Linked DNA regions of Mus musculus: regions 1, 2, 4, 5, 6 and 7 are each linked to region 3. Evidence: chromatin loops called from intact Hi-C (ENCODE). Cell type or tissue: left cerebral cortex. All regions are shown on one strand.

The links. A loop is a pair of places that touch in the nucleus more often than their neighbours do. Peaks named below come from ENCODE experiments on the same cell type or tissue, not always from the same donor. Only the 100,000 strongest peaks of a DNase experiment are listed, where the experiment ranks them.
Region 1: a loop joins it to region 3, with 2.6 times the contacts of the local background. A loop is called at or near these places in 4 of 42 quality-filtered maps.
Region 2: a loop joins it to region 3, with 4 times the contacts of the local background. A loop is called at or near these places in 4 of 42 quality-filtered maps.
Region 4: it touches region 3 in a loop (3-fold over the local background); 2 of 42 quality-filtered maps call a loop at or near these places.
Region 5: a loop joins it to region 3, with 2.3 times the contacts of the local background. A loop is called at or near these places in 4 of 42 quality-filtered maps.
Region 6: it touches region 3 in a loop (2.9-fold over the local background); 4 of 42 quality-filtered maps call a loop at or near these places.
Region 7: a loop joins it to region 3, with 5 times the contacts of the local background. A loop is called at or near these places in 22 of 42 quality-filtered maps.

Annotation. Positions count from the first base shown.
Region 1 is chr12:74,451,748-74,455,747 of GRCm38, forward strand. No RefSeq gene overlaps it. Among named protein-coding and RNA genes, the nearest start is that of Gm34552, 140 kb to the left of the region's middle. In left cerebral cortex, no CTCF peak of the experiment used is centred here; DNase peaks (open chromatin) are centred at 1,047 and 2,281; H3K27ac peaks cover 526 bases.
Region 2 is chr12:74,676,368-74,680,367 of GRCm38, forward strand. No RefSeq gene overlaps it. Among named protein-coding and RNA genes, the nearest start is that of Gm39473, 150 kb to the right of the region's middle. In left cerebral cortex, no CTCF peak of the experiment used is centred here; DNase peaks (open chromatin) are centred at 1,703 and 2,986.
Region 3 is chr12:74,331,144-74,335,143 of GRCm38, forward strand. No RefSeq gene overlaps it. Among named protein-coding and RNA genes, the nearest start is that of Gm34552, 16 kb to the left of the region's middle. In left cerebral cortex, a CTCF peak has its summit at 2,059 (motif pointing right); DNase peaks (open chromatin) are centred at 2,063 and 3,053; H3K27ac peaks cover 1,323 bases.
Region 4 is chr12:74,949,383-74,953,382 of GRCm38, forward strand. All of the region lies in intron 10 of Kcnh5 (potassium voltage-gated channel, subfamily H (eag-related), member 5), which reads right to left. Among named protein-coding and RNA genes, the nearest start is that of Gm39473, 130 kb to the left of the region's middle. In left cerebral cortex, no CTCF peak of the experiment used is centred here; DNase peaks (open chromatin) are centred at 1,560, 1,934 and 2,806; H3K27ac peaks cover 383 bases.
Region 5 is chr12:74,442,299-74,446,298 of GRCm38, forward strand. No RefSeq gene overlaps it. Among named protein-coding and RNA genes, the nearest start is that of Gm34552, 130 kb to the left of the region's middle. In left cerebral cortex, no CTCF peak of the experiment used is centred here; a DNase peak (open chromatin) is centred at 1,630.
Region 6 is chr12:74,548,281-74,552,280 of GRCm38, forward strand. No RefSeq gene overlaps it. Among named protein-coding and RNA genes, the nearest start is that of Gm34552, 230 kb to the left of the region's middle. In left cerebral cortex, no CTCF peak of the experiment used is centred here; DNase peaks (open chromatin) are centred at 197 and 1,565.
Region 7 is chr12:75,173,542-75,177,541 of GRCm38, forward strand. It overlaps Kcnh5 (potassium voltage-gated channel, subfamily H (eag-related), member 5), which reads right to left and starts at 3,791. Exons shown (of 11, transcript NM_172805.3): 1 at 2,915-3,791. The coding sequence starts at 2,987. In left cerebral cortex, no CTCF peak of the experiment used is centred here; DNase peaks (open chromatin) are centred at 437, 1,942, 2,701, 2,941 and 3 more places; H3K4me3 peaks cover 3,800 bases; H3K27ac peaks cover 1,855 bases.

The DNA of each region.
Region 1 (4,000 bases), 120 kb after region 3:
GTGCTTCTAGGTACTGTCTTAGTTGTCTTTATAGTATAAAAGACTTCCAGACATTTTGTAAACACAGTAAAGGTTTTGAGTAGTTAGAAAATAAAACCTCTGAGGCAGCTTCAGCCTCACAGGGAAGGGAGAGGAGTGATCAAAAAGTCAGTAGTGTTCCCTGAGGCCAATCCTGGGCATCAGGGCAAGGGCAGCCTCTTATTACACAAATCACCAATTAAATGTGTGATCGGGCAGACTGCAAGAAGCACTGAACTCCATAGGAAGAGTTGTGTTCCCTTCTTGGTGTGTTTTCTGTTCAGCACTTTTCAGCCTTATGTCCCTCCCCTCCCCCCAAGCCCCCATAATCTGGAAGAGTTAGAGAAGGTGACAATATATTTGAGCTAAGAAGTTGTCAATCATGGATATTCTGTGCCTAAATGGCATGGCAGAGACAGAAGTGAGAGGCACCAGAGTGCTACCTGATCACACGACTGACTGATCGATCATGATAATTAATAGGGAGACTCATCTGTGTATCCTTGGCTTATAGCTCGTTTTGGGGAAAATGCTCCAAGCTATCTCTTGTGCTTTATATTTAGACAGAGGGTCAAGTCCAGATGGTTCTTTTTGTTTCCATCCCTGGAGCTGAAGGAAGCCCTTGCTTGTTTGCAGTATTTAACTTTACACAGTTCTTTCTGCATTTCCCAGTCCACATGCAACAGTTTTGAGTCTCCTATCTCAGAGCAGCAGTGTGCTCATTAAAGCTGCTAGTTGACACTGCCATTCTCTGCTGATCTGCTTGGAGGCTGTTCCAGCCATGTTTGTACAGCTGTAGCCTGTTTTCCAATCAAGAGAGGCTAGGGAGTCTACTAATGAGTGATTCCCAAGAACATGACCAGGTGAGGACCGTGTGGTTGCAATTTCTCCTTTGCACATTTATTTCTTTGTAACACAAGGCCATTAGCCAGGCAAATGTGTCAATTTGGTGCCATCAATGTCACCAGTCCAGTTGCCTTGCTTTCTGGATTTTATTCTCTAGGATTTTGCCAGAGGCAATTACCGGCAGAGCTTTGTCTGGGAGACACTGGAGAGTTCTGGCCAAAAATTTCCAGGCTGAGAGTGCCAGACAGAGTTCCCATTGAATTCACTTCTTTCAAAAAGTAACTACTCACTGTACAGAGCATTCAGAGTACCCTATCACCTAGCCTAGACAGGAACAGGGCAGGGCCCATCTACTGCAGGGGTTTCAGATCCCCTGGGGCCGTGGTCCTCAACTTGTGGGCTACAACATCTTTGGCGAACCTCTACCTCCAAAAATATTTACATAATGATTCACAACAGTAGCAAAATTGCAGTTATGGGGTAGCCACAAAAATAATTTTATGGTTGGGGTAAGAGTCATGGATGAGAACCACTGCTGTAGAGGTGCCTCCAGAGGCAGAGGTGAGTGGAGAGCAGGGCTGGACAGCGCCGGGGTGGGAGAGACCCAGTCACTTGTATTGTGTTGTTGGGGTTTCCACTCAGGGGCAAGAAAGCAAAATACTAGCAGTGCAGTGAAGCTGGGTTTTTAAAGCTGAGTTTCTGTAAGTCTGTGATTGCTTCCCCACTGCTGTTAGCGTTCTTGCCCTATGTCAGCATCAGATTTACAAAACTGGTCCTGGGAAGTATGGGGCGGCTGAAGACCTCCTCCGTACCATTAGAGACGTTGGGTCTCCACAGTTAGCACATGGAGGAACAGGACACCTCGAAAGACGGAAAAGGGAATGGTAGCTAAACTGAGCAGGCCTGGTGCCATCTCCTGCATTTCTGATGAGTTTCTCCTTTTGGAGAGAGAGGTGGGGTGGGGTAGGGTGGAGTGGGGGCAGTGGAGGGAAGGATAGGCCCTGCTTTTCGGCCAGACACTCCTCCATAGGGAGACATGAGGCAAGGTCGTGATATCAGTCACTAGGCGTGCTGAGCTATCACCGTACCTATCCACAATGCTCTTTTGGAGGTTTCCAGGTACTGATCTACCTATCTAGTCTTTCCCCCTGTCATCTGCTCCCCACACTGGCCTGCATTCCCAGCATGCTGAGCTCCTTGTCCTGCTAGGACCACCTCTGTTTCCTAGTAACTGAATGTCTTTCCTGTCTTCTCCTACTCAGTGCTTCCTAGGCATCTTCTGGACTAAGGACCGCTTCCCTGAAAGCATGTCAGTGCTATGCCAAACTGTCCTCTCCTCCGTTAGGTAATACTGAAACTCCGATCGTGCCCATGGAAGGCTCTGGGATTTTCTTCCTAGCTATACTTCGCCATTTCTCCTCGTTTATTAGTAGAACCCACTTAGGTGTGATGGAGTCCCTTCTCTTCCTGGTGTGGGTGACTGACTCATTTCTGAGGAGTGAAATGTGGCCATTTCTGCATATACTTTTAGAGGCAACTACTCAAAATAGGGGATTTGGCTCATGTGCTTTGCTTGTCAGTGTATGTATGTATGTATGTATGTATGTATTCCTTGGTGGCACATAATGAACGGTACCAGCTATGTTACCTTGTGACCAGAAGGTTAAAAGTCATAAAAAGTTCCTGGTACCTGATGAGGTGATAAAACCGTGGGGCCAGCCTCCGATTATCTTCTCCCACAGCACCTTATTGAATAAATGACACAAACAAATCCCTCCCTGTTAGACCCTCCATTCTTCTAGACCTTCCATCCACTAGGGGTTTCTGCTACTTGTGGCCCAATGCATTTCTGACTAATAATGTGCCGATCACTGTGATTTTAAGTGCAACCTCTTCTCTCTCTCTCTCTCTCTCTCTCTCTCTCTCTCTCTCTCTCTCCCCCCCCCCCCTCTCTCTCTCTCTCTCTCTCTCCCCCTCTCTCTCTCTCCATAACTGTGAAGGATGTGAGACTGTGCTTTGAATTCTCAGCACCAACAAAGCTTCCAGAATACTCCAAGCCCCTCTTTTAAATCTGAGAGGTTTGTGATGTTGTCACAGAAGCTAATTTTCTCTCTGTGGATGACAATTGCTTGCAGTTATTAACATTGTATGCCTGTCCATGAGACCCATAGCTCAAGGGGCTGATGCTAATGCGGTTCAGTAGCACACACATTTAAAACTGCAAGACTGGTTTTAATATATAATCTGTGTTATTAACTTCATAGTATAACATGAAACCTGCCACTATGGAATTTAAGAGGGAGAATATTGGCAGAAATTTCAATAAATCCCAGCAAGGTGAGATTGGGCTCAGTTCTAGAAAATTGTCTGCTGCTGAATTGGATGAATTTGGAAGTTTAGGGGCATCTTAGAGTTAATTCATTGTTTAACTTTCTTGTAGGGTATTGATCACAGCTCACTTCACCTGCTCCCTCAAATTATAAAGTAAATGAATGTCTTTCTGTGTCTTATGGCTGGAGTAGAACTTATACATGATATAAAAAAAACTCAGCCATCTTTTCATTTGCCTTTCATTGGTTGATAAAGCCTAAGTTGGCACACTTGTTTCAGGGTTTTTATTCAGTTTTAGAACATACAGCCTCAGGTTGCACACACATGAGTCTTTGACACACTGGACCCTGGTCACAGCATGATCAGGTGAGGCATGTTTGGTGGGATGGTATGAAGAGCTGTTTTACTGTGTAGGTGGTGTCTGCAGGTTCCTGGAACATAGGAGCCACAGGAACATGCAAGAGCTGGCTTTGATGGCCGGGACATGAGCAGGAGGAGCTCAGATGCACATAAGACGGGTGCTGCTGCAGCACACAGGCATGCTTTGTGTAAACTATGCAGTCACCAGGGGATGCTCTCTAAGCTAGTATAGACAGAAAGAGTTGCATGCTGCAATAGGAAGCTCCAACATAAGAAGCTGGCATCTCAGCAAAGGCCAGAGCTCATGTGGGACATTGGCTGCAGTCTCTGAGTAAGTGATAATGAGTTGCAAGTCGATGCCAAGTTCATGTCCCACACCACTTAAGTCCTAAACGAAGGACATATACTTAGCCTGATGTTCTTCCAAAAGAATTTCAGATTGATA
Region 2 (4,000 bases), 350 kb after region 3:
TAATAAAAGACAAGAATAGAACCTGGAATGTTCCAGACAGTTCGTTCTCATCTTGGGATGCTGCACTGCCAGCACGTGTGCCATTATTGTTGAGATCTGTAAGAAAAGGAGCAAGAACTGGGCCAGTCTCAGGGCACTAAGACAACTGTTCTGCACACATTACCTGCCCATCCTTACACTTAGCCTATAGCAACACCTTCCCTTATGATATTTGGCCATTGTCCTGATTCTATAGTTCAGTCTCTGGTTCCACAAGCTATTATGGTGTAACTGATTTCATGGAAATAGTTAATTGAGGAAAGAAAAATGCCTGTAAGTTTCCAGTGTTGTACATGGACCTGCTGCTGACTCAGGGTCTGGTACCTTCTAGCCAGTACATATCATATCAACAGCTAAAGAATGCTTATCTCTCCATACTCAAGTGACTACTAAGATTTAGTTTTGACAGTATGTTTTACTACTTGTTACAAATGTTTTTGGGTCATACCAAGTTACCCTTATGTTGCTCAGAAGTATTTCTCTACCATTCTCATGTCTCTGTCAACGAAGAAATAAGGATGTTAGTTACATTGCAACGTGTGACACAACCACTCAGAATTCAGCAGCTCAGCATATCTATTAGCTATGTCAAGCATGCATGTGAGGAGTCCTTTTGTGTAGACATCTCTTTCTTGGCAAAATTAGCCTAACCAAAACCCCATGTGGTAGTTCATGTTTGTCATTGCCAAACTGAGACTGAGACTGACATCATGAGTTCAAGGACAGCCTGAGCTACATAGGAAAGGTATTTCAAAAAACATACTAGACTTTCTAAAATGTAATTACAAATATGTATAAATATAATGATGATAATGATGATGACAATGATACTTTTTGCTACTATTGATTATATTTCTGAAACATTAAAGACCTAAAGAACATGATTTGTGCTGCCATTGGAGGTCATGCTGATATATGAGATCCATGCTGCTGCCAGCTCCTATGGACAAGGAAACTTCTTTTGGCAGTGGTGCCAATGACTGCAGACTTATAACTGAGAATGAGAAACATTGAAGGGTTCTGCATTCAGACAGGATTAATGACTAATGAAGAGGGTCCTAAAAAATGGATAATAGTGCACAAGTGTAGCTCTTCACAGTTGACGTTTTCTTGTGGTGAGATGAGGAAGGACTTAGTTTTCTTTAAGGGAGTTTGACTCTGCTCCTCATATATAAGCAACATAAATTTGACTTGATGTTTTGTGGGATTGTTTTGCAGGGGCTATGGGGGTGTGGTGAGCAAGAGTGAGAAGGTGATGGGCACAGGAAGGACAGATGAGTGTGATGGAGTGCATTGCACAAAGTTCCCAAATAATAAAATATTGTGTTGGGGGAAAATATTTACTGTTCACACTCTGAAACAAAACAACTTTCTCAAACTAAGCTAATATGAACAGCAATAGATTTCAAACTTTACTTGATTTCTGAGCTTTGGCAATGTATTATTTTCCCATCTATTGCATTTTCTCACAGAATCTAACTGAAACTTTTTGCCACATAAATTTCACTTCCAAAACACTTTCATTGTATCTTCCTAAAACAAGAGCATGGGTTCCATTTTCATCTCAACTAGCACCCACTTACCATTTTTTATGTGCTACCTTCTGTGTTCTAGGGAAACAAAAGAAGAGAAAAACATGGTCCTTTTTCTAAGCTGTTCATAGTCTAGAGAGGGAAACTGGCCAGGAAAACACAACACACAATATGGAGCTACTTGTAATGTCAGATTGTTGGTGAGAGAGCTAGAAGAGAAATCAGGATTTAATGCTTGACCTCCTTCAGATGGGGAATGAGGCTTAGACATCGTAACTGCACAGAGTTGCGGGTTCTAACTCTTAATTTATTCTCAGGACCTAAGAGGATGCTCCGTGCAAAGTGGATATGGTTAGAGGAAAACTGCTGATCACACCTCTTGCTCTGAACAGGTCAATTTATGAGGAGGTATTAATGTACTGGCATCTAGAATAATTTCTTTGTAATGACTTTATAGATTAAAAAAATGAAGTGAGTGTCCTGGTTCTGATGTCTTTATCAATTTCAGAGATGTAGTATTATAAAAACATCAATTACATGCCTGAACAAAACTGCATTCAAACATTCTAGGTGGCCTCCTCTACCCTTAGTTCATTCCCTGGACTCACTGCAAGTGGTGTGGATGGATACAGAGACAGTAACACTGAAGTTACCTAAATTACTTTACCACTCTCCACAATTAATGAGTCCCTTGAATCCCTGGGAGGAATGTTAATTTTAATGGCCTGGTAAAATCTTAGACCAGGTGACTGTGTTCTAATTTCTCCCTATCAAACACCTTCAGGCAATTTAAACCAGAGATAAATACACTGCCCCATTTTACTTCCAAAGTCATTTTTGCCTGACTGTAAAAGATTGGTAAAAAGCAGTGCCACGCAGGTCGGATGAGAGCCATATTTTCTTTATAATATTTAAAAGGGTTAAATTATACTTCATTCATTTTAATCACATAATTTTAAAGGATTTGTGCAATTATGAAACAAATTGGCAGTTGTAACGAATTGGAAACCATGAAGGTGATGCTAACAACATGTGTGTATGTCATTCTTCATTATTTGCACATGTCCTCATGGGTGATATCTTCTATAACTACAGCTTTCATGAATGCTCAGACTTTCATAGAGTTCATGTCCTTGTTTGTCTTGATCAGAAATCTTTACCTAGAACTGTCACGTGACCATCATCTGTTGTCTTCATTCCTGTATTACCCTTTCAGGCTGCAGATTTAAAAACTTCCAAGGCATCCATTTTGTCAACAGATAAGACTTTCCAATGTCATAAGATAAACCTATGAATATTTCCTTCCTTCGTATCCCCCCTCTTCGTCCATTCTGTGATAAACCTGGCTCTGGCATAGAACACATCTCTCTAGAGCCCTCGGATGAGTTCCAGCTGGAGTCTTCTATTCAAAGTTTTAGACCACTTTATTCTCATGCTTGCAATTGCCAAGAATATCCCAGGGCTCAGCAGATGGTCTGAAGCTAAGAGCACAAGTTGTGTTTTAAAGCAAAAGTTTTTAAACTCTCAGTAATAAATTAGATCAACCAGGCATCATTTTAATGAGAGCAAAGTTGGCTTAGCAATCATTGATATTTAAGGAGGATTGCCAATGAGATGGCAAAGGTAATTCAATCATCCAAAGCCAGATTCAGTGTGAAAGAATTGCAGATAACCCTTGAGTAGGGAGAAATGTGAACAAACAGACAAAGCCAATGGTTAGGCCAATTATTGCTGCTCTCAGTCTTGGTCAGAGAAGCTTCTGAATGCTATGGGGAACTGTCAGAGCATCCACTCATTACTGGCCAGAGCACTGAGAACATGTGACTGCTGAGTCCTCCACTCAAGCAGGACATCTTCATCACCCTCTACCCCACCAAAGCTCAAAGAACTTAGTGAGAAGTTAAAAGACATGAAGGCATGCTATGAAATCTCTTCTGGATATCCTATGGCTGTACTCATGAACTCATGGAAGCTATGGTTACCAACATAGTCCCTGCACTTAAGGGACCTGTCAATACCCCATAATGATGGTGGAAGGGCTCATGAGGCACCACCACTCCATGAGGAGATATGACTGTTAATGCTTGCTGGGGAAGGGAGTCATATCCCTCAGTGGCCTAGACACTAGTCATTTGCCCTTGCTCAAATAAATAATGTCCCCCACCATGCTGAGTCAAGCAACCCTAACGGAGTACTGTGAGGAGCAAGCCATAGGAGAAATGAGGGCAAGAAGGGAACCTGTTGATGGGGGAGGGGTGGAGTGCAATGGGGAGGGTGGTGAGACAGGATAATGGAAAGAATGGGATCAATGTGCATTATATACATGTGAGGATCAAACAGTGAAAGGCTAAATAAAATATAAAAGAACAGAAGAAACGAAAAACCAAAAGGAAGAAGAACCGTTAAGATGGGAAAGGGTGAAACAACCA
Region 3 (4,000 bases):
GACCCCATGACGTCAGAAGAGGTTTAAACCAGCATCTTCCCCTTAAGCTTTAAAAATATATAAAAATAAAATATAGAGCATAACAGAATGAGCAAAGGCAGCGAGCATAACAGAATGTGCAAAGGCAGCGAGCATAACAGAACGTGCAAAGGCAGCGAGCAGCTGAGAACTGCCGGGTCGGGAAGTTCAGTAGACATGGGAATGAAAAGTGGGTGTGGCATGCTTCTCCCAGCGCGTCAGGAAGAGGCTTAGCTGTGCCACATAGAAACTGCATCTGACCAAATTGTTGAAACATTAATATTGAGCCTCAAGCTACGCAACTGAGTTTTGACACTTTAATTTATATATATGTTTTTTTCTTTTGGTGTCATTTTGACGACTGATGTCTACGATGCGCACCGGATCAGAAACTCAACATCATTAATGGAGTCATTAAGATTTGTTTATCAGTTGGATCATCTAAAAAATGCATTTGGTGAATCAACATATTGAAAGGAAGGCATGTGTAATGTCCCCCACGTGCAAACAGGAGTGGGCTGACTGTAGTGATCCTTTTCAATTTAGAAATGTTATTTTAATAATTGAGATCTTATATAGAGCGTATCAATGGCAAATTAAGATTTAAAGAGATATTGGAAAGGTCTATGTTTAATTTCTTTAATGGATTTAAATGTGCCCACAGAACACATTGTAGATAACATGTACCTACAACGGTGGTATCTTTTCTCATCAACATTGAACACAATTCCCTCATCCCTGACTTTGTGTGAAGCTGTTCCTTGTTGATGGTCACGGTGTTACCATCCCATTCTCTCCTGCATTTCCCTCACCTGTTTGGATTAGAGCATGTGTTACAAAGCTCACAATATTCTTTATATGACTGTCTATGGTTGTTTGATGTTTTAAGCTCTACGTTTAGTATTTTGCCAACTGTTTTCCTCCGTCTGTTTGCAGTCCAAAGTTGGGGATTCCCAGACATGGCCTCTCTGATTGTATAACATGCTTACAGTAGCTACTGCCTACAGAATTTACTTGATGCAAATGCAGACCAGCTTGCCAGGCCTTTATAACTCTCGGAGTAGGTGTGGGGAAAGGGTATGACTACCAACAGAATACGTCTAAAACAGCCTCTCCCATTCCTGAAGTCATGACTCCATAATCTACTTTTTGTTTTGCTTTCTCAGCTTACCCAACTGTCACCAGGAGTAGAAATGGCCCATTTGTTACTTTGTGGGGTTTGCTCCTGGCTCAGCTCAATGAGGCCTGTGTTTGTGCTTCACAAACTCATAAAAAAATGATCTCCCTGGAGACAAGTAACAGGATCTCATTGTAGATAACAGGCTGAGCTCCCCTGACAACTACAGCCAAAGCCCCTTGACTGCTGATTGTACAGGGTTCCTGAATCCCCATAGGAACTGGAATTTAGCCCTTGACCATCTGATTGCAAGCACCTGGCAGAAGAGGTGAACAGGGATACAGAAGTGGGCAGGCACGCTCTCCAGGGAACACCACTGTGCATCACATGCTGCTGTGTTTTACATGGTTAATTGCTCAAACTTTTGTTGTCTCTTCTGTATTCATAGTGGGTAGAAATAGAGTCAGAAGGTTAGAGGTCATAAGGCAAAGAGAAGGTAGAGGAACGGATATTTCCCACGGTCATCTCCTCTGTGACATTTTAATGGTTTTCCAATCAAACGGAGAAGCTCCCAGATCACGCACCTCTTCCTTGGGACGTTCCTAATCAGCCCACTGTATCAAGAGGCTAAGTTCTTTTTCTGGAAGCTATGAAAATGAATCAGGTGAAGTCTTAGCCCCAGTCTTCCGACTCCCTCTCTTCTCAGCATGATGGCCTCTGGTGAAATAGATTCAGGTTCATGACGCGAGGGCATTTCATTCTAATCATCTATCTCCCCTGTGGATTAGAGCACAGACGACTTAGAGCAAAAGCTCCTTAAATCCGTGCTCGAAGTGATGCTTCTCTGGTTATCTCTGACCCGAAGCGCCTTTGAGCACAGCTGCTGTCCTCTTGTTACTGAGGACACTTGCCAGCAGGGGGCAGTAAACCTTCGCATTTGCTCCTCTCCGGCAAGTGGTGAGTTGTGGGCCGGTCTTGAGGCTCATGGATGGTGCAGTTCCCATTTCATGCCCCTAGATACAGCTTTTCTAAGACAGTCGCCTCCATCGACATCATTCCTGACTAGCAGATACAGGAGATACTTGGTTTTAGGAGAAAGACGTCAATTAATTTTCTTCACCAGTTATTTGAAGGCCCCTATTCTGGTGATGAGGGCCACACTGGGAAGATGCTGTGGTATCTGGAAGTTAATGGGCGAATGTGGTTGGAAACCCTACAAGGAGAGCATTGCCTTCAGATGGGCTCCCTGCTCCACGTGAAAACTGGGCTACAGAGAGACTTAAGGTAGAATACATGGAAATGACCTAGGGAGGTCCCTCTACCCCCACCCACACCATGCTCCTTGCAATTCCTAAATTCCTTTGAGGCCCAGAGAACCCCCTTTTTTTTTTCTTTGTCTCCCAAAGTTGGATGCTTCCACAGTAAGACAATAGAGGAAGTAGCACTTTTGCTCAGTCCTTCAATGTGCTCCACCAAGCCTTTTTCCTTCTCCTGAAGATACCCTGTCTTCAGGTCTGATAGAGCATTTTCTCCAGTGGTGAGGAGGATTAACATTCCACTGTGAATGACTGAGGGCCGTGGAGGTGCGCAGCAATGTGTGCGTATCCACACAATGCATATGGACAGGCCAACAGAGCATGACAGGCACAGAGGTGGAATCTGCTCTTTTGGCAGGGGCTTCTTCACATAGCTGCAGCCCAGCGAAGAACCCGCTTGTTAGGTAAAGCATGGCAGCATTCTAAGTGGTAGCATCTGCCCTGATGTCCTTAGGAGGGTCTACTCTGAGTATGGAAGGGGATGAGCTAGATTCCTAAGGCCACTTGTTCGCTGCATCACTATGGATGCATAACTTCTTGGTGTCCTCATTTCTAAAATGGGCAAAGCCACATTCTTAGCACAGTGCTTTTTCATGTGGCGAGTATGAATAAAATGTACTTGTTAAAGCAGAGTCCATAAGGTGTGTGTGTGTATGTGAAGCTCGTGTGTGCATAGAGCACGCTCATAAACTATGTGCGTGTAGAAGCTAGAGATGGATGTCGGGCATCTATCTTGATCTCCTTCTACCTTATGTTTTTGAAATAGGGCATCTCACTAAACCTGGAACTCATCACGTTGGATGAACTGGCTGGGCAACCAGTCCCTGGGATCTACTTAATGCTCAGATCACAGACATGTTTTAGTAAGGGTCTAGAGATCCAAACTCAAGTCTGCATGCTTTCCCTGCAACCATTTTCCCCACTGGATCGTCTCCCCAGCTCAAGCATCTTAAATTGTGAAGAACGTAGGTTATAGTCCTCAACTGCTTTCATAATGAATGCTAAAGAGAAACTGAGAGCTGAATCTGGGAATCAGATCTTGGGCACCGCCTTGGCTCTGCTGCTAAGTAGGTATGTGTGCTGGGACAGGTTTTGATTCTCCGGGCTTTAGTCCTTTTGATAGTAACCAGCCCACGGTTTCCCAGGACCCGCCTTTACAAAGTGCAATGTGTACTTCTGCCTGAATTGGATAGTTTAGTTAGGGGAGCCTGGGCACTGAGAGGCTAGGCTCAGTGACTTGGTTCTTCTGTTAGTCTTCCTGTGTCCCACAGTCTTCTCTCCCACCCTTGTCTGCTTTTGTGTCCCATGAAGACAAGCAAGAATTTCTACAAACACGAGGCCATCAGCTGCTCAGGGTTCCATGGAAACAAGGAAAGACGTCCACAACTTGGAGGCAACCAGCTATGCCTTAGGAACTGTTGGAGAAGGGTGAAATGATTTTGGAGAAAAAAAAAAAAGTGATCACCTGGGGACTCTCCCAGGCCTGTGAAAAAGAGTTCTGTCCTCGGGAGCTCTGTCAGTTTTTGCTTCACAGTTATTCACTCAAGTG
Region 4 (4,000 bases), 620 kb after region 3:
CAGAGGATCCGTAATACATATTAACTATTCAATATACCTGAGTGGTGGTTCCATATACAACTGTTCCTACAGTAACCACAAAGACACTAGTGAGAAGAAAGCAAGTTCTGATCAGGGTTCAATGTCTTCCATTCTCCATGTGTGCTGCACTTAGGGAAATTGGCTCCTATGAACATAATTAGCAGCTGATTTTTTTTTCTCTGAAGTTCCCAATTCAAACTGAGTATTCCCTGAGGAATGCCTCTGCTGAACTCTTGCAGCATGCATCACTCTCCAGAGGGTGAAATTGTATGGCACAGAAGAAACTCAAGTGAAAGCAAACGTCAACTTTAAAAAGTGCCCAGCAAATTGACTGTAACAGGGTGTAGAGGGAAGACACAGAAAATGAATGACTTTCTCCACAAGAAATTACTGTGACTTTCTTGGGTCATCTAAGTGTCTCCGGCTATTTAGCAGAACCATTTGATTTGATACCTTTGGGGAAAGGTTGTTATGGTAGAAGCCAAAATCTCCAAAATACACCTCCCAGGTGGGAGGAAAAGGGCATGCTATGAACCTGGATGCTATTTTTGCCTAGAGTAGTCAGCTATTAGAAATCCATTCTAACCACAGTAAAACTTTCTGTTTCCTCACTTGTAAAATATATGTTTTAGACACTGTAGTGATCTATAAATAGGCATATACAATATAATAAATATAGTATTTATATTATCCTTCATGGGTGAAAATCTGCTTGAACTTACTACAAACATTTGAAAACCTCCCTCTGAATAAAATACACGCCTGGAAACTTTCAAGTTCATGTGTGTTGAACTACGTTTGCTCAGATGCCTCTCAGGAGAGAACCAAATGGGAGTCTGTTTACAAAGCGAAGGAAATAAGTTCCTAAAATGACAAACCATGTGATGGAATATAGATATTGTTTGGAGGTTAAGAGGTAAAGAGAAAAGAATCCAAAATGAACTATGCCTTAAAATATATTAAAATGTGCACCCCTAAAGAAAGACTCAAACTTGAGATTGTGTGCTTACTTATATTATATGATACACTCACAGAGAGTTGGCTTTTTTGTTGTTGTTCCAGAAATGACATGGGAAAATAAACAGATGTTCCAATGAGGGAAAGTGTATGTACTCCAAAGCAAGTTAACCCTTAAAGGTTCCAAGGAAGAAGAAGAATACACAGATTGCAGCCTTAGGGTTCATACAAACCTCGTGTTTTCATTCATAAGACCTGCTTCCTTTTAAGTAAAGATGGTCTGACAAGGCATAATTCTATCAGGGACCCACTCATTGGTGTTCAGTGGTTGGAATTAAGAAATGGAAGGAACTTTAGAAATGGAAAATATGGTAAATTACTGAATCCACCCCTTCCTCTGGAATTTGAGAAACTTAGTCCTTAAATAACTGCTCTGGAGGCATATTGAAGGGAGAAAGATCTGTCAACCTTTGTCCTGGCAACTAAATGTGAGAAAGTCTTCATTCTGTCTGCAAGCAGACCGACAGAAGGCTCTAAATAGAAACAGCTTAAGGACTCAAAAGACTCCATAATTAGGTCTCTGCTTCATCCAAATGCACATGACAGACTTCTAGAATTGCTGAAGTTGCCTCTGTTGAAATGAGAGCTAACTTGAAGGTAGAAAATCGAGGCACCAGCAGGTCTTTCCCGGCTCACATCTTACAAGACTGATTTCAAGTACAAATGGGATAAACTGGGAGGCATAAGCTTCATTATCCTGAAGGTGACTGTTTTCATAGATCGTGTCCTAGCAGCAGAGCTCAGAGAGAGCGTGCAACCCTGATGACCAATGAGTCAAAGACAGCTGTAAGTATACTCTGCTCAGATTCCTGTGTTGAGGTTACTGAGAGGCAACTGGGAAAAAACTGTTCTCTCTTCCAAGAGCCTCCCATGCCAAATCTCCAGAGGCAAGCACTGCTTCGCAATCCCAGCTGGGTACCGGAGATCCTAATTCACTAATGACGAAGCTGCTTTCACCCTCCCCAAAGCACCAGGCCAGCAGAATTGTGCAGAATCTGCAGGCACAGTCGATTAGAAGGAGCAGCTGGAAGTTAACTCTAATTGTGATTTAACACCAATTAGTAATGGTCATTTTCATCTTTCTATTTCATACTGCTCTTTGCCAGAGTTGGCAAGGGTGTTGTGCGCATTTGTGCTTTTAGAGTCCAGTCATTATTCTCATCCTTGAAGTAAAGACTGTGCTCAGGAGAATGGCAGACTCATATTTCATGCATGTACTTATGGATTCCAAGATACAGAAGGTACTATTCTGGTCTTTTGGCAATAGGAAATAGGAGTTCATTGTTTGGCTGGAAGATCACAATATAGACAGGAAAACAAATTGCCACTATCAGCTTTATGAGACAAATAGACATAGCTACCATTTAATACAATAGTCTAGACTTTTATGGAAGATACATTATCTTTTGTTCCAGTGTTTTAGTGATCTTTTCCCATCAGCTAAAAATCATCGGGTCTGTGGGGTAGAGGACCTGTCACATGTTGTTTAGCTATCATACCATGAGCTTGGGAAGGGGAAAGAAAGGACTGCAGCTGGAAATCCCATTGTTCCATCTTATGCCATTTCCCCAAAGAGGCTGACATGTGTTTCTGTAATCCATACAGTACACAAGCTATGTATGCCAAGCAAGTAGTTCAGGGACGGTAAAGTAGCCAATTCTAGCATGTTAACACTCACAGGACTGCCAAAATACAACCCACAGAAGCAAAAAAAAAAAAAAAAAAGTCACCATGATAAGCATGCATTGCGGGAAGAAAAGCAGCTACTGAATTCCAAGTTTAGACCATCGCTATCACACAGCTAAACCACTGTTTCATCCTTTGGGTAAAACAAAATGCAGGGCTGGTGGGTACTTTGCTTCCCCTATGAACCTGCTAGCTAACTTCCAGTAAGCTAGATTCAAGAACAGGAGCACCCTGTGTGGTAAACATCTGGATTTATGGGCAACAGGGATTCCATAAGGACTGCTCCATCTGTCTCACTGCTTTACAAAGTCTTACCAGATGATTCTCTGGGGACATTTCTCTATCTTTTCATGGGAATCCTTCTGTTGTGGTTAACTTTTTCCTTCATCTCTTCCTCCTCCTCCTCCTCCTGTTCTTTCTCTCTTTTCTTCCTGGTGGAAATAGGGTGTGGTTGTGTAGCATTGACTAGCCCTGACCTCACAATTCTCCTTTCTTTTCTTAAAGTGATTATAGCATTTATTACTAAGTTATAAAATGTATCTTATGAAAGCTATCTAAGAAAAAGAGAAAGCGGAAAGATCTTAAGTGAGGCAATTAACCTCTGAGCCATCTCTCCATAGTTTTCCTTTCTTGGCCTCTTAATTGCTAGAATTACAAGCATGCTCTGCCAGGCACCCAGCATGCAAACTAATCTTGGCTATCATCTTGCTTGGATTAAGGGATGCATGCCTAAGCACTTAGTAGAGTTTGGAATTTAGTAGAGTTCGGTATGTCTGTGAGAGCATTTCCAAAGATGATTGTCATGTGGCTCAAGTTTGAAAAGTCTTCCATGAATGTGCTTAGCCCTGTCTAATAGGCTGGGAACTGGAAGGGAAAAAAATGAAAAAATGAAGGCCTATCCATTGTGTACAAGCTTCATCCCACTAAGCAAGTACATCTGCTGCTGCTGTCCCTGCCTGGAACCTCAAACCCCATCTCCACAGCCTGTGAACCCTTCAATACATCAGCTACACGGCAGGGTGCTTTTAGCCCATCCGTCTCAAATTAGGACTGTGTCATCGGTTTCCCTTGTTCTGGCACTTCCAGGTTTTTGGACTGAGCTGATATCAGGTTTTCTGTTTCTCTAACATGCAGATGGCCAGTCTCCACTCATGGAAGCCTAGTTAATACCTCCACCCTTTACAATTAAGCATCTATTCTGTTAGTTGTGTTCCTCTGAAGAACCTTGGTCAATGGGTCTTCATCAACCACTGCATGACCAGGCACAACTCAGGAG
Region 5 (4,000 bases), 110 kb after region 3:
AGATGTTGATTTCTTCACTGGCAGCATAATTTCTAAGTCACATAAACTATGAGTTATTGTTGGCATTTTGGGCGCTTATCTGCTTTTGTGTTATATCTGCTTCTTTCAATTTTTCTGGCTAACTTTGCAATTAAAACTAATGAGAGTAATTAATCCACATGGGTCAAGAAAGCCAAAGCACTGTAAGGCAGAGAAATCACACTGAGAATGAAAAACCGTTGTCCTCACCCTGTACACTTGATTCCAACGGGAAAGACAATAGCTTTCAACATTGTATGTTGGTCTTTGTTTATTTCTTGGCTGGCTGGTTGGTTTGTTATTTCTGTATGTCCAATTATCATATATTTTTCATTTTAGATATTGTATACCCTTTCTATTGACTTCTATTTTGACAGGTCTTCTCTTCCTCTGTGAGCACTTAAAGTGAATGTATTCTAACACAGCATCATCAGTTTTATTGCTGTGTATGGACAGTCCACACAACAACATAGTGAAGCATGGTGGGTCTTCCTCTTCTCTTCCACTGTTCCTCTTTTGTCCTGAGCCTCTCATTGTTTTGTGTTTAGTTTTCCATGGATACAATATCATCACATTTTCAACAACTCCCCAGTAGAACTGTGAAGTCTCATGGAGTCATAGTGTTATAAAAGAGCACAGAAATCTGAAACACTGTTGGGTATCGTTTTTATTAGGGATGCAGTCTAGAATTCTGTCCCTCCCTAATTTTTAACATTGTGATTTGCTATTGTGTGCTCAGACACACATGCCATGGTTATTTGCTCTGATCTGTCTTCCTCTACTACCATCTTCCCCAACCCTCCCTGTCCACCTGGTCCTCTTCCTCTTCCCCAAACGTTCTCTCTTTTGCCTTCATGTCTCATGTATTCTACCACCTTCTCTGGTTTAGTTTCTTCCCCTTCAATGTCTTTCTTCTCATAGTTCCATTTCTATTTTAATGTCAAGTATATGTACATAAAATGTGTGCACATACATATGTAAATGTAAATAAACAATCATATTTATGTGTGTTATTTAAATTTAACGTATATTCCACCTATAAGAGAAAGTATGTCATAATTGCCTTTATGAATCTGGCAAATTTTATGTAACAAATTGCTCTAGAGTTCCATTCATTGAATCCTTTGTGCATATGCCTAGGAGTGCACAGCTAGATCACCTGGTGGTTCTGTTTTCAATTCTGGCCTGGAAGTTCTCCTGGACAGCTGCATGGGCCTTCAGTATTTCTCTGTTTCCTGGACCAGTGTCTTTCTTTTGGGTTTGATTAGGTATCTTTTATAACTTCCTAAGAAAGGCCAATAGGAAGAAGGTTTTGGGATGCTGGTCATCTGAAGTGATTCTGTTCTGCCTTCAGAAATGATTCACCTCACTGCACAGTAAAGTCTTGATTACATCCATGTCTGTATGTGAGTCCAGTGTTTCAGTGGGGCGAGGCTACGTTGCTCCGTGCCATGTGGTCCTTTTGTTTTGGGTTTTGGTTTTTGTTTTCTGTTTGTTTGTTTTTCCCCACTCTCTCTAGCCAAGGATTCTGGTGTGTTTCCCCATCATCTCCTGAATCACTCTGCTCTTCTGCAGCACTCGGTCTTTTCTCTCTGTGTGATTATCTTTCCTCTGCTCTGAAATTCAGTGGTGTTTCTGCTAGGTGTGAGTTTTACTTGGCTTCATGTCAGCTCATCATCTTATGCCATCCTTGTGAAACTTTGCCATCTAGAAATCTATACTTTTTAGTTTTGGGTATTTTTCTTGTCCATTTCTGGACATTTTTGTCACATTTGTTTTCTAAAATATTTTTTTCTGTCTTCAAACTATGATAAAGTACTGGTAGTATACTGGGGTTCCAGGTTTTGTTTTGTATTGTTTTGCTTTCATTTTCTTGAGTTTCTTGACTTTTTTCTTTTTCTTTTTCCTTTTAGAGAAAATCCTTAGCACTATTTTTAATATACCCATTAAATTTGAGGAGTTTTTCATTTTTAATCTTTTTATTGAAAGTAGATTTTTCTCTCATAAAACACATCCCAACCACACTTTCTGCTCCCTCCCCTCCTCCTTCCCCTCCTCCCTCCCCTCCTCCCTCCACTCCTCCCTCCATTCCTCTCTCTATTCCTCTCTCCACACCTCCCTCCACACCTCCCTCCACACCTCCCTCCATTCCTCTCTCCACTCCTCCCTCCATGCCTCCATTCACCTTCCCTCTCCCCCAGGTCCACTCCCCATCTGCTTCCCTTCAAAAAAGAAGAGGAGCCCTTCAAGGGACAACAACCAAACAACAAAACAAGATACAATAAGATAAAGCTAAAGCCCTCATATTGAGCCTGGGCAAGGCAATTCACTAGGAGGACAATAGTCCCAGGAGTACACAAAACAATGAGAGAAACACTAGCTCCCACAGTTAGGAGTTCCATAGAAACACCAAACTAATAGCCATAATATATATGCAAAGGACCTGGTGCAGACGGACCCATGCAAACCTGGTATTTGCTGCTTTAGTCTCTGTGAGCTCATGTGCAACTTGCTTAGTTGATTCAGTGGGCTGTGTTCTCCTGGTGTTCTCTGTGCCTTCTGACTCCTTATGATCCTAGCCTTTTGTAAATGTATCTTTTATTTCCCTGTAGTAATTGTCTCAGGGGTTTACCTAAGCCTTGTCCTAGAAGCTGCTAGCCTGCATAAAATCTAATCTAGACCTAAAATGTTCTCAGCCTCTGAGACTTGCTGCTGAATAACTTCACCCTTTCTAGCTCTTTCTGATCTCTGGCTGGTTGGTCAACTCAGCTGTTTTGGCTCAAACTCCTTTCCAAGCTGACTGACTCAATCTCACTTCTCTCTGGGCCTCTGCCTGAATTGCTCTGTTTGGTCTCAAACTAACTCTGGAAATCACTCTAATCTTCTAATTCTTGTCATGCTCTGGCTGATTCTGTCTTCACCCATGTCTAGCTTGTTCTCTCTCTGCAACCTCCCTCTGTAAAGCTCTCTCAGTAAGACTGCCTCCTCTCCCTGTTTCCCTCTGCACTGCCCCTTAAGTAGTTTCCCTTTCTTCTTTCTTCTTGCCAGAGTTGGGCATATCCTATTCTGTCAAATCTTTCTCTGATTGGTCACTTTTTCTGTCACTCAATTAGATATCACTTTCAAACACGGGATCTTCTTTCTGCAAACTAACTTTACCGTCATTGTTTGAGACTAAAGGTATGTACTAAGGACATGTCTGTATTCCAGTAACGGGGGGCGGGGGGGGGGGTTGCGTTAAAAGTGTGTGCTAAGAGCTGAGCCACACCATAACTAGAAACAGGCTTGTTTAGTAAATAACACAACCTCAAGGACCACACTGTGATTAAATATCCCACAACAGCCTATATTTAAAGCTTAAAGGCATTTTGTCTAGGTATGTGTTTTATTTGAGTCTTGTAAAATATTTAAAGACTTTTTTTCTGACTGTTCTCTCTGGTCCATGTAGGTTACAACAATCACATTTTTTATTTTATTCTTTGTTTCTATCTTTCCTCAAATAGTTTTTAATTTTGGTTCTTTTTTTTTTTTAAGATTAAGGCTTTCTAAATTTTAAAAAGATTGTAAATTCTTAGTGTTTACCATGATGAGAGAAACAAGGAGTTGTACTTGATTATCTTTGAGAGGGCAAATTAGTCCAAAGTAGCTAGGAGAAATTAGGCTACAATAAAGTTTAAAATACACATGTTCTATACCACAGTTCTTTCAGATTTCAGTAAAAGTACAACCAGGAAGCTTAAGTGTATGCATGGATACAATATCCATAAAACACTGATATCATCATGCAAATAAATGGAAAAAAACCCAGCAGTATAATTTACAAAAATCTGCTCTTATAAGAGACCATTCTATAACAGTAAAAACAAATTGGAACAATATAGATCAAATTCATAAATATAATGTTGACTAAGGGAGACTTGAAACAAAATTATAATAATGATTGTCTATTGAAATTAGAGCAGCAACATTACATTGTAGTATT
Region 6 (4,000 bases), 220 kb after region 3:
TTGTACTATTTTTTGTACCAGGTATGTTTTCTCTCTCATGGAGCAGACCTCAAATCTCACCAGAAAGTGATTAGTTGCCCTCTAAACAGTTGTGCCACTATGAAACCAGTGGGTATATCCTGCTTGGCATGTTATTTTATAACAGAGTCCAGAGTTGGGTAAGTCCACTGATGAATTTTCTTCTCCAGCAACTTGTGCATCACCATCTGTCTGGCACCATGAATGCTAGAGAGCAGGAAGGAAGCTTGCAGCACAGTTCTAGCTTGATTCCTTTTATGCCTTTTGTCTCAAATGTTTGGATTTGTCAACAATAGGGTCTTATTGTATAGCTCTGGTGCACAAGCAGGAACAATAGCAATAGCCTATTTTGTTTTAGGATCTTCTGGGGCTCCTGTGTCCAGCAACTGATAGGCACCTGACATTGGAATTTTTGTTTAATAACTAATGTTTTCTGAGAATAGCATTATCCATAAGTGGTGCCTCCATTCCAACTCTTTTATTTTTAAATTATATTTTTAGTTAGTTTATAAAATAGTAGGTTTTTATATGGCTTTCTGACAGCTCTATAATTTTTCTTGTTTCCCCTCACACCCCAGATAACCATTTTCCTCCCATCTTCCTACTCTGTCACTGGTTAACCCTTTCCATGCTATGTATCCCACCACTCTACCTGTATGTCTCCTTTTATTATTTTAGGTCTCAGTCACTTAAGGACTTTTTCTCCCCATCTCATGACTCCATTCTTGGCCTCTAGAGATCTACAGATGTGGGGAATGGTGAATACTTATTCACTGTTGGTGAGAGTATAAACCAGAAGTATCACTATGCAAATCAGTGTGGAAGCAAATATATACCATGTAACCCATCAGTGTTACCCCTAGGCATATTCTCCATAATCTCTGATGGAGAAGCCTTCCCATGCTCATTGATTTTCCAATCACAATAGCTTAGAAATGGAAGCAGTCTAGATGTCCATCAACTGATGCAAGGATATTTTTAAACTGTGGTTCATATACACATAGGATGCTTTTTAGCTACAAATAAAAAATATTATTAAAGTTGTAGGAAAATGGATGGAACTGGAAATATTACAGTGAGTAAGGTAACTCAGACTCAGAAATTCAAACACTACATATCCCCCATTATGTGTAGATTGTCACTTTAAAATGTGCGGTTTCTGTGTTTAAGAAATTCTTAAATTTTTAAATGGAAATATCATTGAGCTCTGACTCATCCAAATTAAAAGATTGATTACAATTTTAAATATAAAAATACATTTAATTTTTAACCTCAAATCTAAACATAGGCAGCATGAAAGGAAACTTCCAAAAATATGCATTTGGAATTCTAACTTCTGATGGAAAACCAGTCTGGATTTGACATAAGCAAAGAAATAATTACAGAAAAATATACTGGTACTACATCTGTGTGGGTTTTTTAGACAGAAGGAGCTTGCTATGTACAATAAAAGAACATGGGAAGAGTTGGAGGGGGAAGAAGAGGGGAGAGAATGATGTAAGCATATTTTAATTTAAGAAATTAAAAATAAATAAAAGGCACCAAAATGGAGACAGATTAAAGACATATGTCTTTGCAGGCAGCCTAGAAGGGTGTGTGGGATTCCTGCATCTCCTAACACAAACAATGGTACTAGATGCAAAGCCTTGGTCTGCTGCCAACTGGAAATCACAAATGGATACAGCATTAATAAAACAGAAGGAGTGGATGAGGCCTTTTAAGGCCCCTGGACAGGTAATGAGAAGATTACTCTATAACTACTTTCTATTAGAGAAAAACAATATGCTCCAAGAGAAACAGCAACCAAAAGTCAGTTGTTACAGAGGTTCGGTGTTTGAGGTAACCGACTTTCAAGAAAGGGCATTGTAAGACTAAGCAGCTTCTAATAAACCAACAATAAATCCATAAATCCATCCTGCTCAGTCTGTATAATATCACTTGTACATAGGCATTTTCAGGGCTGACATTTCCTATTGGATAACCATTTTAAGTGCTGTTCTCTGGCTAAGACTATTTCTTCCACTCTAACCATTCCTTTAGTGCCTGTAGATCATTGTGGAAGATTAATGATGTAATTACATTATAATCCCAAAAACAAACACACAACCAAACAACACACACACACACACACACACACACACACACAGATTGAGAGAGAGAGAGAGAGAGAAACCTGATGTTTGCAGGGAGGAATTTGGGGATGCCCAAAGTCTAAAACTGTTGCAAAATTCAGAATAAAATGAGGAGGGTCAAAGAAGAAGGAAATATGGAGTAGAAAATAGACGGCATCAAAAAGGAAAAAAAAAAGATTTTACAGGAAAGAAAAAAATAACTTACTAATGTGTACGTTGCATAGTTAGGTAGATACAATAGAGTTGTATTCTACCAGTAACAGGGTTGCTGGTAGAAAATTAACTCCTGGTAGTGTAAAGAGTATACCATATGCATACAACGTCTCAAATGTGGAAAGAACAACTAGAAAGCAATAAATAATGTCCCTCCTGTTGGTCTAATCTCACAACACAAAGAGAAACAAGATGATGACTGCCAACATCCTCCAAATGATGAAAAAAAAAAAAACATAAACATACAGTGGGGTGATTTAGAGCAAAAGATTTTAAAATCTGTGCTTCACCTGACTTGGATGCGAAGGCATTTTCAACTATGCGGGCTCACCACATGTTCCAGTTACTTGTTAGTTGATATAAGAGCTCCGACAATCTCAAGCAAAAGATTAAAGTTTACCAAAGCATTAAGAAGCTATGTTACATAAGATAACTCCATAATCAGAATCACTTTGCTACTATCATAGAATGTATAAGGAGACATAATAACAGCCTGGTATCATGCATGCTCATACAATAAAACCCTGAAGATAATATCCAAGACAACTGCAGAAATATTGTGGAGTGATAGTAAAGAGAACGGAAGAAATTGGAGTATGTTAGAAGTCTCATCTCTTCTACAGGTTTACAGGCGATCAGGTAATTTGTATAGTTTATCACAATTATTTCGCTAGTGTAGACATCCATGTGGAGACAGGGAGGTGGGAAGGAGGTATGGGATGTGGACCAGTTGGAAGGTGGACGGGGATGGGGGAATAAATTATGGTGTGTAAATAAAAATAAAGGTTTTTTTTTTTTTAGCTTACATCTTGAAATTTTTGCAGTGTGTTTTCTATGTTTCTTATAACTGTATATTCATTTTTGAAGTTAATAGAGAACAGCTGAACAATAGGGATTTACAATAATCCCAAATGAAGGTGCAAGAAATCACTGTCACCATCAGAGTGAAAATAGAGAGCAGATAGGAAGATGCATTGAAGGCTGCTGTGTCACCACTGTGCTCCTGCAAGGGAACACCCAGTGAATACCTAGGATGCTTCGCCCCTTTCCTAGTCATACATTTTAATGTGTCTTATGGCTGAGGTGAAGGCATGAGATTCTGGTAGTTTCTAAGAAAATACTTAACTATGTTCTGAGAGATTTCTTTTTAAATCAACATGAATAAGCAGTATCTTAAAGTATCTTTCTGCTGAATGCTTTATGAGTCCCAGGGAGTTTCCATGTTTTTGCATCACTGTGGCTCAATGCTGCCAAGCTCTTGACACTTTCTCATACAAAACAGCTTTTATGTGACCCATTGGGCAAATCTCAGACACAGGGCCCTATATTCATGGTCATTTTTTTTCAGAAGTTAGGGCATCCAGGTAAAATTTCTGGTCAGTATTTATTTAACAGTATGACCTTGGCAGGTGAAACAACCAGAATGTTAGAAGAGTGAGATTAAATAACTCTTCTTGCTGTCATATTGAACTCAGCGGTTTTATAACTTGGGACTTCAGTTGGCTTAAGGCCAACATTGTGATACTCAACTGCAGCTATATTCCTCATCTATTAGTTTATCTTCTAGGGCTCAAATTAAGCTGAACAAGGAGGAAGAGCACAGATTTATGCAGCTGGAAGACATATTACAGATAATA
Region 7 (4,000 bases), 840 kb after region 3:
TGGGGCTCTCATGGACAAAAACAAATGTTTATGTCTCTCTCCCTCTCTCTCTCTCTCTCTCTCTCTCTCCCTCCCTCCCTCCCTCCCCCTCTCTCTCTCTCTCTCCTTCCTCTCTCTCCCTCTCTCTCATGTGTGTACCTGTGTCTTTGTGTGTACATGTGTCTCAGTACCTATGTGTGACTGTGTGTCTCTGTCTCTGTGTGTGTGTGTGGTTTTGGTTTTCTCACCATCTCTCTGTCAGTCTGTGTGAATTATGCACTTTTTTTGCCTGCCCCATGTCCATCTCTATGTCTGGGTGGATGTCTGTCCACTTGTTTGTCTGTAGTCTTTCATGTCATCTCTTCCTCTTTCTACACGTGTGTTTATCTGACTCTATACAAGATTTGATCTTTTCAAAAGAAAACGGTCTTGTCTGAGTGAGGAAGCTCATCACTATAAAATGCAGCCTCTGTTTCTGAGTTCTTACATCACCTGGGAAGGCTGCCTCCTTGACTCCCTCAGCTAGAGCTCTGCCAGCAGTGCATTCCCAATGTTCTTAAGTTGGCGAATGATTAAATCTCCAGTGTGACAAACCTGATCCATCTCTGAGAATCCTAGAGGGAATTTTATCTGTTGCTCATAATTAAACAATCTCTTAGGATGAGTTTTTCAATTTCTCTGCCAAATTGGGGAGAAATGACAACTGGAAGGCCCTTCCCCCATAAACGGATAGACCAATCACATACTGCAGTTCTCAATTCAGGTACTTGCTGAGGCCTTCCGGTCCTTACTACATATAGATGTGCATAACTCTCAAGTCTCTATCACATGCCCAACAAAATCCCAAGGTTTTACGTCCGACAACTATTCAAAGTTGGGCATAGACAATGAAAGGTGGGATCCCTAAGTGTCAACGCAGGTAAATCTCACTCATACTTGCCGTTAACCAGGGAAAGAAGCACTAAATTAATGAAAGCATTCTAATCCCAGAGTGTAAATAAGATAAAAATATTCATATGTTGTATGGTAGATATAAAGTGGAGATGAAGGGAGGAGACAGATCTGAGCCACATGACGTAAATCATCATTTCATGTCACATTTTACAGAAACGTATTCTATGACCATCTCATCTCTGGTCCAACCTGAGAAAGTTTGGACTGATACTGCTACAAATGATAAACTTCAATCCTGGACTTCTCATTGTGTCTCTCTTCACCTCAGAGGGTGGCAGGGAGTCTATGGGTCTGGTATTCTAAGGTCTTCCTCAGAAACTGCTCTCAAAAAACAAAAAGCGTGAAGTAGAATAACTCAAGAAGATGGGAAATTTGCAAGAAAATCGCCATAAGTCTGTAAATAACTGATTCTAGTAACCTTTAAATTCCACGCAGCAATTGATAGTCTTAAAAGTAATGTTCCCTGTATTCTAGATTTCTATAAGATATTCATAAGACAATGGGTTAATATAGAAGTTTCATGCCATTATGAACTTCTATCTTAATTTATATTGTTCTAAAACCTGAAAGTGCATATGAACCTCACACTAGCGTAGCTAAAAATAATACAGGGATTAAAATGACTGTGCAGTACTATAAGCTATTTTTTTAAATCCAAATGTATCACTGCAGCTCTATACTTACACAGAATCACACACTGACTAACATGAAAGAAAGATTCACAAAGCTCCAACCCAAACTCCAAGGTGAACATCTAAAGAAAACACTTTAGGTTATTCCAATTCCAAGGATGCCTCTGCAAGCCTAGTTTTCAGAGAGATGCTAATCCAAGAGGTGGTATTGTCTAAGCTACTACTCTGTGTCCAGTTATCTGCTATCATTTGTGTGTGTCCCTCTAGCCCACAGCCAAAGATCTTAGCCACATGGCCCACACTGAGCCTCCTGTGCAAGGCTCCCAAATACACTTGGTTCCCATGAGTGATTGACAGAACAAGGGATCACAGAACCCTCACAGAACCTTCCAACTGTTTTCTGACTCAAATCCATGTGCAGAATTATATTCTCATGGTTCTCCAGAAAGGGGTTCCGAAGAGAAACCCTTAAATGATACTCCATACAGTTTGCTTGTGGAGTTGAAAAATTATGTAAAAGAGTTTTTAAAACAATTAAAAGATGCATAAACCCAGTAGATCAAATTTGTATAATCCGACCACGCATAAATGGATGGTATTTTAAAGGCACGTCAGAGGCAGGGCGCCTTCATGTGCAGGAGCAAGGTAGAGTGGTATTGTTTAAATCTTTTTTCAAGTGCATTGAAAGTACAGAAACTATGGCTTTGTTTTTACCCTTCTTCTGGTCAAGTGCGATAGGCAAGATATAACCTATAAACTAACACGCAATGAAGAAAACAAATAAAACGTGAAACTTTAAACCAAATTTGATCCGAGTAACTGCCTTCCCATTTTCCAAGCACTGACTGTTTAGGATTCAATTCCGACTACTCGCCCTAAGGCAGGGTACTTTCAGTTGTGCACAGTGGGTCCAAAAGCCATCCTAGTGACTTAAATTTGATGAAGTGGCCACTTTCCCAGTCATTCCCAACTTAAAAGGAAAGCTTCCTCCAAAAACTGGCTCTAAGAATTTGGTCAGCGCTTGCAGCTTGTTTGGGGAGCGATGGGACAAGGAGCGATTCATCATCAAAGTGAAATTCAAAGCTATTTTGATGGACCTCCGCTCTACCCACCCCCTTTCCTAGCTCCTACTCTAAGGTCTGGACAGGTGGGAGGGGGTACATCTCTCTTAGGAAACAGATGCAACTTAAGTCCCTCCACCACCTCCTTCCCGGCCCCCACCCACCCTAAGCCACCAGGTACCACTGCCTACACCCCCTCCCCCCTTAGAAGAGGGATGGGATGGGCAGGACGGGGGCGCCGTGGGCGGGATGAAGGTAGGGAATGTTCTGAACTGCAACTCTCCTTACCACTGGAGCGCCTGACGATGTTCTCCAAAAATGTGTTCTGCGGAGCCACCAGCCCTCTCTTGCCCCCCGGCATCCTGGGTCTGGAAAGCAGCGGCCAGGATCCGCGGCGGGGGAGGGGGGGAAGCAGGAAGAAAAGGTGGAAGAAGAGGAGGAAAAGGTAGTGGAGATGGTGCTGAAAGAAAAGGGGGCGCGGCGGCGGCGGCGGGGTCCCCTGAGTGTGTCTCCAGCCCGACCCGGATGAGCAGCTCTGGGAAGGAGGACCAAGCAGTTCATGGTAGTAGCGCTCCCCCGGCCGCCGCTGCCCAGACTGTGGCGGTGCCGCACACGGGGCTGGGGAACTGCAGGCTCCGCCGGGCACAGTGCGCCTGCGCCGCCCCCGCTGTCGCTGTCCCGCCGGTGCTGATGCTGAGGCTGCTGCTGAAGATGCTGCCGGGGAGGCAGGAGCCCGGACGCGGGCTCAGCATTTCTCCCTCTGCCCCGCGCCCGGGCTCTGGGAGAGAGCGAGGAGCAACTCGACTTCCCTCTCCCCACCCCTAGCCCAGGCTAAGACCCCATTCCTTAGCTCTCTGCTCCCTTGGTCTCCTAGCCCACCCTTCTCACTCAGCTGTTTCACAGCTACCCAGGGCAGCCAAAGTTCTGTCCAGGCTTTGCGAGCGCCTAGTGGCTGCTCCTTTCTCCAGGAAGATCCAGACAAGTGCTCGCTGGCTGGTGCGGGCTGTTGTTCGCGAGGCAGGCACCAGAGAGGGAAATGGCAATCTCTGGGGAGAGCAGGTCACATCTCAGCTTCTCCTGCTGCCGCTGTCCGAAACCCCAGCAGCTCCGGAGGACTCGGGTCCTGGGGCTGAGATGCAAGAGGGCTCCTGCTCTAGCCCAGACTGTGCGCCGAGTAGGAAGTGACTGGGTGGCGCTCGGGGACGCGGAGCAGCCACCTGACGCTGCTACCGCCCCCCTCCGGGCTCTGGCGCCTGAAGCCTCCACACGGGAGCTTTCTACACCCTGAGAAACCCCACTATTTGGAGCAGAAGCCAGATGGAATATGAGAGCAGAGCTGGCACCCGGAATGGCCCTGCGCCCCAGGCTGGATTT